Linked DNA regions of Homo sapiens: regions 1, 2 and 3 are each linked to region 4. A link is a contact called in ENCODE Hi-C or POLR2A ChIA-PET data. All regions are on one chromosome and are shown on one strand. The core of a region is the stretch at or near the end of the contact, and the rest is flanking DNA. Distances in the headings are between cores, read along the strand shown. Region 1 holds the start of ACLY (ATP citrate lyase). Region 2 holds the start of CNP (2'',3''-cyclic nucleotide 3'' phosphodiesterase). Region 3 holds the start of TMEM106A (transmembrane protein 106A). Region 4 holds the start of PLEKHH3 (pleckstrin homology, MyTH4 and FERM domain containing H3).

Region 1 (2,700 bases), core at 42-2,541, 760 kb before region 4:
TTATTTATTTTTTGAGAAGACAGGCAATCCCTGGAGTAAATTCTAGAGAGGCAGAATTCTGTGAGTGCCCCTTACTGCGGCAGGCATAGTGTCAGAACGGGGATGGAGCCATAAGCTGTCCAGTGTCTGAGGGGTCTTCCCACTACCGCCCCCCAAGCTGTTTAGGAAGGTTTCTAAGAGGTGAAAATCACCCATCTGGGCAAATGAGACCTACCAGCTGTCCCTCACCCCACATTTTAGTTCAGCTGAGCCAGCTGAAAACACAGAGGAAAGTTAAGGGTGGAGAGGAGTAGGCTAGCTGGCCAAACTGTGCTGTGCACTTTTCCTTATCGTCTCTTCCAAAATCCTCTTCCCAGGAAGACCTCCAGGGACCCCATAACGGCAGAACTCGGCACTGCACGGTATCTGCCAAGGTTGGAGACCGCGGCAGGCGCTGGGACTGGCCCATTGCCAGGCTCGACAGGAGGGCGGCGGCAGCATCCTCCAGCCCCTTGAGGACCTTTCCCCGGCCAGACTTGGCGTCAGCTCAAGGGTGGGGTGGCACCCCGGCCATCTGTCACTTAGGGGCTGGACTCGACGATACCTCCAGTGCGAGGAGGGTCCTTGCTGCGAGATTCCAGTCCTCGCGGCGAGACGAGGCGAGGCCTCGGGCACCCTGGGGCAGCCTGGCCCCGCGTGGCCCGCCCCGGAGGCGCGCATAGCTCATTCTCTCCACTTGGGCGTGGAGCTCAATTTTGTACCCACGGAACCAAGAAGGGCCTGAGCCCGGCCAGTGAGGAATCGGAGTGGGACCAGTCGCCACCGCTTTCTCTACTTCCCGTCCCGGCATCCGATGGGGGAACCCGGATGGAGCCAAAAGGCGTCCCGATGAGCCCGAGGAGCCTCGATAGCTGTGCCCGGGAGGGGTGAGGCGCGCCAGGAGGGGGACCATGCAATGTGGCAGAGGCAGAAGAGGCAAGGATGGCGGCAAGCCCCATGCAAACTCCCAGGAACTGGAATATGTGTGTGTCGCGCGGGGGGAGGGGAGGGGCGTCGACACGCGGCCACCGGCCGGGACCCCGGGCGAAGGCTAACCTAAAGCTAAGACCCTCAAAACTTCCGAGCAGGGCGCGTGGGCACCGAGCCCGCGTCGGGGAAGGCGGTTCCGGGTTGGGGGACGGAGGCAGGAAGCTCCTAGGGCGAGCGGGCTCCAGCCAGCGAAAACAGCCTCCCGTGCTCACCTCTGCCGAAGTCCGTGCGCGGCGCTTCTTCCACAGGCCCGACGAACCCCGCAAAATCCGGAGCACCCCAGCAGCCGGTAGCTTCCCGGGATCCGGCTTTTGTCCCGGCCCAGCCGGACTTTTCCCCGCCCCCATCGGCTCGCGGCGAGAACGGCCCCGCGATTGGCCACACGCGTTCCCTAGCCTGAGCGCCAGGGCTCCTCCCAATTCGCTGCTGGCTTGGCTCCGCCCCACGAGGGCGGGCCCCGGGGCCTGCTGGGACTTGTAGTCCCGCTGGCCCATCCACCGCCTCTTGGGAGCCTGCGGGGCCGGGGCGGGGCCCCGGGTGGGGAGATGGGCCGGGCTAGGCTGGGAGGAGAACGCGCGGTGCTGGGGGTTGTGGCCTGATCGCTTGAGGGGCTGGACAGATTGCCACTCGGGGAGTTGGGGGAGGGGCGGGTAGGATTAGCCCAACTGGCTGTAACGCAGCTTTGGGACCTGGAGTACCCTTGCTCCTTCCCTTGGGAGAAACGGACGTCTGCATCTCGGCCGCACCGAATCCGATTGCTTAGACAGTCTCCTTAAGCAGCAGTGTCTGGCAGGCCGCTTTCCTTTAGCACGTGGAGCCTCTCTCCTCCCTGGACTCTCCCCACTGGGCCGATGAGGCAAGGCTGAGCCGAGGCTAACAGAGCATACTTCCCAGTGTGGGATAAGGCAGGGGCCGCGGTAAGCAAGTGGGGCTAGGAGGGTGCAGGCACAGCGCTGTCCGTCCCACTCACCTGCTCGCCTCAGCACGGATCAGGGCGGAGCTAGGAATTCAATGCGAGATTCCAGCGAAGGGCTGGAGCCATCCCAGACAGTCTCTTGTTCCCACCAACCACAGGCTTAGACACTGGAATGAATGAACTGCTGTCTCCCCCTTCTCCATTACCTGAGACAGATCGAATTTTCCAAACCAAAAACTGGGACATCCAATCTGACAGGTGCTGGTGAACTTGTGGGGCAGAATATGTGAAATCAGTCCTGGAAATCAGGACATGTATTTACCACTCTGACATGCTGCAGCCTCCCTCCCTACCTGCACCCCAACCCTGTAGGTCCGGAGCTGCTCCCTAAGCCTAACAGCTGTCTAGCTCCAGGAAGGAGGCCAAAAGCGTCCACTGACCGACTCAGGTGAAGAGGTCAGCCCAGAATGCAGGGAAGCAGCAGGCCTGTCCCCCTGCCAAGCACTTTGGGTCATACTCACACTGCAACAGTGTTGCGACATTTGCAGACAAAATCTTCTCCAAGACCCCCTCCCCCAATCCTGTTGCTGCCAGGAGTAAGGTAACTGAACTTGCTACCCATGCCTGAATCAAGTGTTCCCTGATGATGTCACTTTCTGGTCCCTTCCCTCCCATTCATCTTTTTGAAATAGCAGTTCCTTATCACCTCTCTTCTCTTGTCCTAAAATGGGGGTGGCCAGTCTTGGTGGCTCACACCTGTAATCCCAGCACTTTGG
Region 2 (2,700 bases), core at 179-2,678, 710 kb before region 4:
CTAAAGAAACTTTCAGAAGTGGGCAGAAGAGAGCCAGAAGAACTGGGAAAAACACAATTTGGAGAAATAGGAGAAACGAAAAAAACAGGAAATGAGATGGAAAAGGAATATGAATGAAGCCATCGGTAGAGATGAGGATCAGGAAGCTGGTGTTCAGAGGGATCATGGGATTTTATTAAACTGGATTTTCAAGCGATTTGTCTGTTATAGGAAAAATGAGGGTTTTACTTCTGCTGCTTTCCATCACTATTTTGCCATTAAATAGGTGTCTTTCACTCTTGCAAACCCTGAGTCTGTCACTTTGCCTCTTCACCCCTGCCCATTCTTGGAAGAGCATCGTGGAAGAAATGAGAAAGGTGCCAAGAAGAAAGGGTTTCAGGAGGGTGAAGATACGGGCGCTACAGGGAACAAGAAGTCACAGGGAGGAGAGGGGAAGGCCTGGGAGGAGAGGTGCTTCCCACACACCGGTGACTGACTGAGTCCCTCCAGTGCGCAGGACAGCGGGGAGGCTTTATGGATGGAACAGTGGTGGGGCGGCCCCAGCTGTCACAGGTAGGAGAATGCCGCAAGCCAGAACCAAGCGAATGCTGGGAGTGAGGCCAAAGATAGGGGAGTGGCCTGGGAGTCGGGAGGGCAGACAGACTCCGCCTCTGACACCTCTGGGTGGCATAATCAGGTAAATCAGGCTCTCCAAGCTGGCTTCTCCTCTGAACAATGGGATACCTGCCTCAGGGGTTGCTGCGAGGACTGAGTGCTTAGCACAGCACTTGGACAGGAAACTCAAAAATCCAACGGAGCTCTCAGTGGTTTCACAGAGGAGGTGGCAGCTGAGGATCTGGCCTCAGAGGATGTTAGGATTTCACTCCGTTACTCATCTGTCCCTTTGGCCATTGCCATCCTGGTCTGTCTCCACAGCTCCTAGAAGGAAAGGTCGGGGCTGAGACTGACTTTCGGCTGGCACAGGGCCTGGACGAATGAGGCCAGTGAGGCATTTCAGATGCAGAGTTTACCGGAATGCCAGCAAATTGCATGATAATATTTTAATCCAATGTGGTAAAAAAAAAAGTTTTTAATTAATGCAAAAGTCCATGATGAATAAAATATCAAAAATTAAAGACAGGATCCGACTTTGCACGACCCTGCCTCACTCACTTCCTGCTAATCCACGGGACCGGGGAGGGTGACTGAGTTACCCCTCAACACGCAGAAAAAGCTAGTGGCCGCTCAGCTCGCAGGCGCAGTGGGTGGGTGCGCGTGGGGAGCAGGCGCGCGCAGGGGGCGGGACCGGGCCGAGGTTCCCGCGCGCGGCGAGAGTTTCGGGTTTTGGTTCGCAGCGCCTGCGCGCAGAGGAGACGGCCCGCCCCCAGCCCGCCCGGGTGCCCGCTCCGCCCCCCGGGCTATGTAAAGCGGCCGGGCTCGGGTCGTGCCACCGCTGGACTCCCGTGTCCCTCCGCGCAGGCGGGCGGCCCCGGAGCGCTGGTGCCGGCAGAGGCGGCGACGGTGGCGCCCCTCCTCATCATGGTGAGAGGCCGGGCGGGGCCGGGCACGGGGTAGCACCAGGGCGGGAAACGAGTGTCGGGGCCCCTCGGGAGGAAGCGTCTTGCAAACGAGGACCCGGGGCTCCGGGTTCGACTTCCAGTTTTCTTGGTACTCAGGGCGGCCCTGAGGTCTGGGAGAAGCGGAGGGGTTTTGGGGTGCCGGAGAGGCCGCTGTAAAGGGAAACGGTGGTGTTTCTCAGGAGGGAACTCGGGACCGCAGAAGCTGCTGCGCCTCTGGGAGCCTGGGTGGGCCTGGGCCGGGAGCCCGGGAGCTGCTCCCGACCCCACGCAGGCCCGCGCTGGGGCAGCCGCTTCGGCGCCCCCTCCCCGGGCCCAGTCTCATCACGCGGAACCGCTGCCCCGCGCCCGGGTGCGGGCGGGAGGTGGAGCCAGTTCAGAGGAGGGGACCCTTTACGGTAAAAGCTGCCGTCCCTTGTGGCTTCTAGAAGATAGGAAAACAAGTGGCTCCGAGAGGCGCTTCTGACACACAGCACAGCGGCGGGTAGAGCTGGATCCTAATTGCAGGTGCCCTGTGCTGCCCTGTTCTGGACAGGCACAAAGACCACGACTTTGTGGGGGCCGGGAGAGGGTAGAGGAGGAGGTGGCAGGCTTGGTGAAAGAGGGCCTTTGTCCAGTGCTCTCCTGCCCTGCCCCCCACCAGCCCTTCTGTGGGACCATTGTACCCGCATGCCAGACAAGAGAGTATTATCTGTTGCGGCCATTGTTGGGGGAAGGGAGGCAGTCTTGGGGTAACCCTTCTCCACTCCCCCCCTTCTCTGTGCACTCAGCCGTGGCAGCTGTGGCTTGGCCCAGACACAGAGACCCCCACCTCCAAAGAGGACGTCCTTAGTAGGTGCCAAGCATATAAGAGTGAGGCCAGTCCCAGAACCGCAGGCTCCTGGCGCGCCCCGCATGCCTCCAGCACGTTTACCTTTCCGAAGTGGCAGGAATGGGGAAAGCGCACGCTTAGGAGAGCTTCAGACAAGCTTCCCTCTTCCTCCTCCACGACCAGAAGCGGAAAGGTGCTCCCGGACCGAAAGGGAAAGAAGGTCCAGCACTGCCCCGCTTGGGAAGGCACCCACAACCAGTCTAGGGACTAGGGGTAAGGCCGGCGGGGAGCCCGCGAATGACCTGGGCTGACATCTCTTCCCCTCCTTACACA
Region 3 (2,700 bases), core at 33-2,532, 530 kb after region 4:
TTCCTCTCTCAAGGAGAAAGTAATTTTCCTGCAATACTTAATAATTGGCACCGTTGCTTTCTAAAGACTCCATGGTGCATTCAAGAGTATCCAACTTCAAGGGAATCTCCGCATTTCAATGAAAGGAGGAAGAGTGTGCTGATAAACCTACCAGCACCTATTGAGCAATGTCTATTATAGTAATTTTGCATACATTTTTATTTAAGGGAAAAAATATAGGTATTGTGAAATATTTTGCTAATCTTATAGAAAAGGAAAAAATCCCGTTATTTAAAGGGAAAAGTAAATTTAACAGTTGCCTTTTTTCTTAATGTCAGGGCAGATCTTATTTTACAGTACAGTGGGGGAAATAGAAACATGTGAAAGGCAAAAGGCAGGCTCCTAAATTAATGTCAGTGAAGTTCAGGGTGGGCAAATGAGTGTGTGTGAGGTATAGGAAATGCTGATGACTTCTTTAATGCTTGAAGTCCGTTCACAGGTATCTAGCCCTAGAATGCCTAGAACAGGAAGAGGCAGCTGGTGTTCTGCAAAACTTGGACAGGGGCAAAGTTGCTGAAAAAGTTTTGGTTTAACCCGAAGATAAGTGGAAAAGAGCTTGTCCATGAACCCAGGTTCTCACTCTGTTTACAGAAGTGTGTTGAGTACAGTTGGTGAAGGAAGAGGTAACAAAAAATGCTAAATATTTTATCCATGAAAATGACTTCCAGAAAAGGAAGAATATGAACCCCAGACCGAAGGGGAAAAGATAGTTAATAGTATTATCTAACCTGGTTGGTATTTGTAATGAATGGTGATTTTAATTAGTCATTAGCCATAATGATGTTTATTTACAGTATAACTCCTGAATGCTACTTAAATAAACCAGGATTCAAACTGCAAGCCAGCCAGGCCGTTCATTATTTAAAACGTTTTAATCGGGGCTTCCGGGTAGAAGGTGGAGCGGCAGGGTGTAATTGGGTTGATGGGTGGGACCTGTCTTGACCATCGGAGTTTTATAATCGAGGGCCAGGAGGGCCCGGGTTGCTCTCCTGGTTATGTATGTACTTGTACATAACCACCTAAAGAATGGTGAAATAAATGTTCTTGGAAATTCCTACCCGGACTGGCTAGTCCTTGCGGAAGCAGCGTCCGGGCCCTCGGGTAACGTTTGAAGAGCTGGCAGCGTCTCAGGCTGCTGCGTGGCGAAGGGGCGGACCGGGGGACGGGGGGGTGGGCCCTTAGGGGCTGGGGCGGGACTTCCCTGGGCACTGAGTCAAAGCTTGAGGGGAGTGTTCGCTCCCGCATTTTCGATTCCACTCTCTTCCGTTTCTGTCGCTGCAGTCGTCCGCGGGTAAGGCCCTCCCTAGACCCTTTATACCTACTTTACCTTTCGGAGGTCAAGACACCTCCTGTTGCCGCCTCCTCGCCCAACACACAGGCGCCCCCCGCACGGGTACCAAGCTTGACTAACGGCCTCTAGGGGTGTGTGGTGGGACTTGAAATCCTCCCTTAATGAAGTCACACCTTCTCCGTCCGCTTCCACCCGGTCGGCCCATGGCAGAGCCCCCATGTAGCCCAGGAATCGGCTTGGCCCTTCGGGGAGGTCAGCGTCCTTACTATCCCCACTCTCCAGTGCGGCACATTCGTTCCCCTAGGACTCCGGCCGGTTGCCGGCCCCAGGCGGTGCTTCTCCCCACCACCGCCCAGCTCAGCTCAGCCCAGCCCAGCCCACTCTGCCCTTAGAGGCCCTTCTCCCCAAAGACGCACTCCAGAAGTCTCGCCCTCGTGCGGCTGAGGAGCCTGGGATCCCAGACCTGAACAAGGTGAGCATCCCTATATTTTAGCCCAGAAAGATCTGTGTGGCTCACTTGCCGGCCTCGTTCTGTCACACAGAGTCCAGATTTAGCCTTGAGTTTTCCTAGTGAAAGACAGACCCTGGTATCACTATGACCCTCCTCAGGCTTTCTTACCCCGCCTCAGAAAGCAGTGAGGTGTCTGCTTTCTCCCAGGGCTTCTTTAGATAGGGGTCTTAACCACACCTGTGACCAGTCTGGCCTCCTCTCTCCTTGATTCAAAGAATCTCTTTTCTGCCCTATCCAACTTCCTTCCCTTAAACTGAATGACAGCTCAGCAACTTTTCCAGAGAAAAATTAAATGCTCTGACAATCACTTATGGAAGTTCCTTAAAGTGAAGTAACTTCTGCTTTTCTTTTGTTTTCCCTTTTGTAGGCAGATTGGTCTCTTTTAAAATAATGAAAGGAGTCGAAATGCATTGAGACTTCTGAGAGTCCCATGTGACCACCCAGTTTTTCACATCCTATCTTCCTTAGGCTTGAGCTTGCTTAAACTGTGGTGAAGCTCCTTGCCAGTCTTGAGAACTTCAAACCAAAATTACATCTGGCGTCAGTGCTAACAAGCTTAGCACTGAACTTTGGTCTTTTCTCATTAGTGAAACCCCCGCCCCTGAAGAATGGGTAAGACGTTTTCCCAGCTGGGCTCTTGGCGGGAGGATGAGAACAAGTCAATCCTGTCCTCCAAACCAGCCATTGGCAGCAAGGCTGTCAACTACTCCAGCACCGGTAGCAGCAAGTCTTTTTGTTCCTGTGTGCCTTGTGAAGGAACTGCTGATGCCAGCTTCGTGACTTGTCCCACCTGCCAGGGCAGTGGCAAGATTCCCCAAGGTGAGTGGCCCAAGGCTCTGGAAATAGCCTGGAATCCAGG
Region 4 (2,700 bases), core at 186-2,685:
GGCGCCGGCCCCGGCGGCGCAGCCCGCCCCACCCGGGCACCGAGCCACTGGGCCTGCTGGGGACCCCTGCGCGGGGGATGGGAGCCTGACCCGGGCCACAGCACACGGGAGTCTGGCCGCCAGTGTGCAGGAGGGATGGGGGAGGAGACGTCAAGGGATGGAGGTCTCCCACACCAATCGTGCCTCCGTTTCCCCACGGGGAGATTCGACAAAACCAGGCAGCAGCCCAGTGTCCCTCACCATCCATCCCCTCAGGGGTTTCCCAGGAGCCTCACCCGGGAAAGCCGAGAGTTCTGTCCTGAGTGGCAGGGTAATGAGGAGGGGTCCTCAAAGAGCTCCCACCTCCCTCTCCTTGGGGTCCCCGCCACAGACCCCAATCCTGGGATGACTTCTCCCCCTCGTCCAGGTCTCCGCAGCGGGAGCTCTCGCATCTGGCCTCCGCACTTGCGAACTGGGAGCGGAGGGGGACCCAGGCGTTCGAGCCGCCCAGCCGGCCTCGCCACATTCCTCGGCGCTGGCGGAGGCGGAAGGAGACGGGATGGGACGCGGGCCCAGCGGGGAAGGGAGAGGCAGGGCCAGGTCGGGCCACGCGTGACGCCTCCCCTGCCTCAGGGCCCCCAGCAGGTGGATAGCGCCCAGCCTGCAGCGGGAGGCCCACAGGCACATCCCGAGTAGGGCTGCTGCTCCGAGAGCTCCCGGGGGCTTTGGCCCCCAGGCAAAAAACTCTCCCTCATCCCTAGTTCGCCAAGCGCGCAGCGTGTGGCTGGAGGCTGGAGCGGATCAGCGTGACGGCCGGTTACAGCGAGAGTGATTGAGACGAGGCTCCGAACCCCCGGGACTTACCCTCCCGCCGCCCGCTGGACTCGGGGTCCGCAGCTCAAAGGTTTCCTCGTCCTCGTCCTCGTCCCCGTCCCCGCTAAGCTCGCCGTCCCCGTAGTCCCGGTGCAGAAGAGTGAAGCCTCGACGGCAGCAGAGAAGCCACCATAGTCCCCCGGGGAGAGGCATCCGGGCGAGGAGCTGCGGATGGGGGCGCGGGCAGCCGCGGCCGAGCAGTAGGGGGTCGGAGGAACTGGCGGGGCTCCGACCCGAGCAGGGGAAAGATGAGGTGGGAGGAGCAGAAGGGAGAAGAGGACAGGGAGGAGGCAGTGTCCTGGGCTGGGGTGCAAGGGGACGCTAGCCAGACGCTGAGGGGGGCTCAGTGTCTGGGCCCCCGGAGGGGGGAGGGGGAAAAGCGTCCAGGGCCCCGGGAGAGGAGGGAGCAATGTCCGGAGCTGGGAAGTAGTGTCCGTTGGAGTGTCCAGCCCTGTGGGGGGCAGTGTCCGGTGCAGCGTCCGAGGTGGGCAGTTGTCCAAGCTCCAGGGAGGGTCGTGTCCGGTAGGGCGTCCGGTGGCCGGGGCCCGGGCCGCGCGCGCTGCGCTCCCTGCAGCCCCGGGACTGGCGCGCTGGGGGCGCGAGCACAGAGCTGGGACCCCGCCCCCCCGGCCCCCTCCCTCCCGGGGGGCCCCCCCTCTCTCTTCTTTCTCTCCTCCCTTCTTTACTAGGCAGGGTCCAGGTTTCGTCACAGTCTCCTCTGTCCAATCCCTGTGCCTGGCGCCGGGCGCGGCTACCAATCAGACGGCTGAAACCGCGTTGGGTTGCATCATGTGCCCCTGGCTTGGTGACAGCGGGGAGGGGCGGGGAAACAGGGAGGGAGGGGACGAGGCTATGTTAGCCACGCCCCAGTCTCTGAGGTCGGACGCGGGGTGCTAGTGACGTCACGGAAGCCCGCCTTCAGGCTCTTGTTTTAACTCTTGGCTCACCAACCAATTAAAAACCCTGTTGAGGAGTTTTGGCACAGGACAGAGGAAAACCCAACTGCCGCTCTCTGAACCCCTGTCTCGTCTCAGGGTCCCTGAGAAAGGGAAACGCCTTGGCTACTAAGAGGATGTCCAGACCTGCGAGGACACAGCTCTGGAGGTGGCCCTCCACGTCTGGGGAGAAGGAGTCCAGTTTCTCCAGTTTCTCGGTCTGATTCAGCTCTCCCCCACCCTTTTTTTTTTTTCTTCCAGACAGGGTCTCGCTGTCTTGCCCAGGCTGGGGTGCGGTGGAGCCATTATAGCTTACTACAGCCTCGAACTCCTCGGCTCAAGGGATCCTCCCACCTCAGCCTCTCCAGGAGCTGGGACTACAGGCGTACACCACCATGCCTGGCTAATTTTTTAAATTTATTTTTTGTAGAAATGGAGTCTCACTATGTTGCCCAGGCTGGTCTTTAACTCCTGGGCTCAAGCGATCCTCCCAGCTTGGCTTCCCAAAGTGCTGGGATTACAGGTATGAGCCACTGCACTCGGCCTCACCTCCTTTTCGAGGTGAAGGAGTTGAGGCAGGCACTCTGGGAAGGTGCAGACCTAGGCCGGAAATAAAATCGAATATAGAGCTCACAGCTCACCGAACTCAGCTGGGGAGACTGACTTGGATTCTAAGGAATTCTGTGGTCTCCGAATACAGTGGAGGCCTCTTAGGGCTAATATCCTGCGGCTCTGTATAGGAAGGGGTTAACTCAGGCGCTAGGCGGCCGGGGCGGGGCCGCGGCCTCCGCGGGCGCGCGCGCGCGTTGCTGACTCAGCGGCGATTCCAGAGATCTTGGATGGAGGGTTCCAGGTCGGTCCCCAGTGGCTGGCGTGTGGGACCCTTTGAGGATCGGCGCCGTCTCCGGGCCTT

The links. A loop is a pair of places that touch in the nucleus more often than their neighbours do. ChIA-PET counts read pairs that join two places held with the same protein, here RNA polymerase II (POLR2A). Pooled maps may share reads with other maps.
Region 1: a loop to region 4 is called in a pooled map, with 11 times the contacts of the local background. The contact joins the promoter of ACLY here to the promoter of PLEKHH3 in region 4. A Hi-C loop is called at or near these places in 2 of 37 single-sample maps with no recorded cell type and 8 of 50 pooled maps.
Region 2: a pooled map shows a loop between it and region 4 (8-fold over the local background). The contact joins the promoter of CNP here to the promoter of PLEKHH3 in region 4. A Hi-C loop is called at or near these places in 1 of 37 single-sample maps with no recorded cell type and 6 of 50 pooled maps.
Region 3: a pooled map shows a loop between it and region 4 (9-fold over the local background). The contact joins the promoter of TMEM106A here to the promoter of PLEKHH3 in region 4. A Hi-C loop is called at or near these places in 7 of 50 pooled maps. POLR2A ChIA-PET finds 5 or more read pairs at or near these places in 4 of 52 experiments (GM10248, H1, WTC11 and 1 more).

The regions. Positions count from the first base shown.
Region 1 is chr17:41,917,660-41,920,359 of GRCh38, forward strand. ACLY (ATP citrate lyase) reads right to left here and starts at 1,292. Exons shown (of 29, transcript NM_001096.3): 1 at 1,221-1,292. RefSeq lists silencers at 695-934, 1,415-1,674.
Region 2 is chr17:41,965,367-41,968,066 of GRCh38, forward strand. It overlaps CNP (2'',3''-cyclic nucleotide 3'' phosphodiesterase), which reads left to right and starts at 1,429. Exons shown (of 4, transcript NM_033133.5): 1 at 1,429-1,521. The coding sequence starts at 1,519. ODAD4 (outer dynein arm docking complex subunit 4) reads left to right here. Exons shown (of 12, transcript NM_031421.5): 12 at 1-1,137. The coding sequence ends at 117. RefSeq lists enhancers at 702-801, 1,903-2,460, 2,461-2,700 and silencers at 1,172-1,611, 1,742-1,931.
Region 3 is chr17:43,210,593-43,213,292 of GRCh38, forward strand. It overlaps TMEM106A (transmembrane protein 106A), which reads left to right and starts at 1,283. Exons shown (of 9, transcript NM_145041.4): 1 at 1,283-1,330; 2 at 1,635-1,802; 3 at 2,429-2,660. The coding sequence starts at 2,450. It overlaps NBR1 (NBR1 autophagy cargo receptor), which reads left to right. Exons shown (of 21, transcript NM_005899.5): 21 at 1-1,096.
Region 4 is chr17:42,675,559-42,678,258 of GRCh38, forward strand. PLEKHH3 (pleckstrin homology, MyTH4 and FERM domain containing H3) reads right to left here and starts at 1,436. Exons shown (of 13, transcript NM_024927.5): 1 at 844-1,436. The coding sequence starts at 1,005. RefSeq lists silencers at 1-96, 1,217-1,276, 1,367-1,616, 2,477-2,556 and enhancers at 1,727-1,826, 1,847-1,896, 2,027-2,106, 2,087-2,588, 2,589-2,700.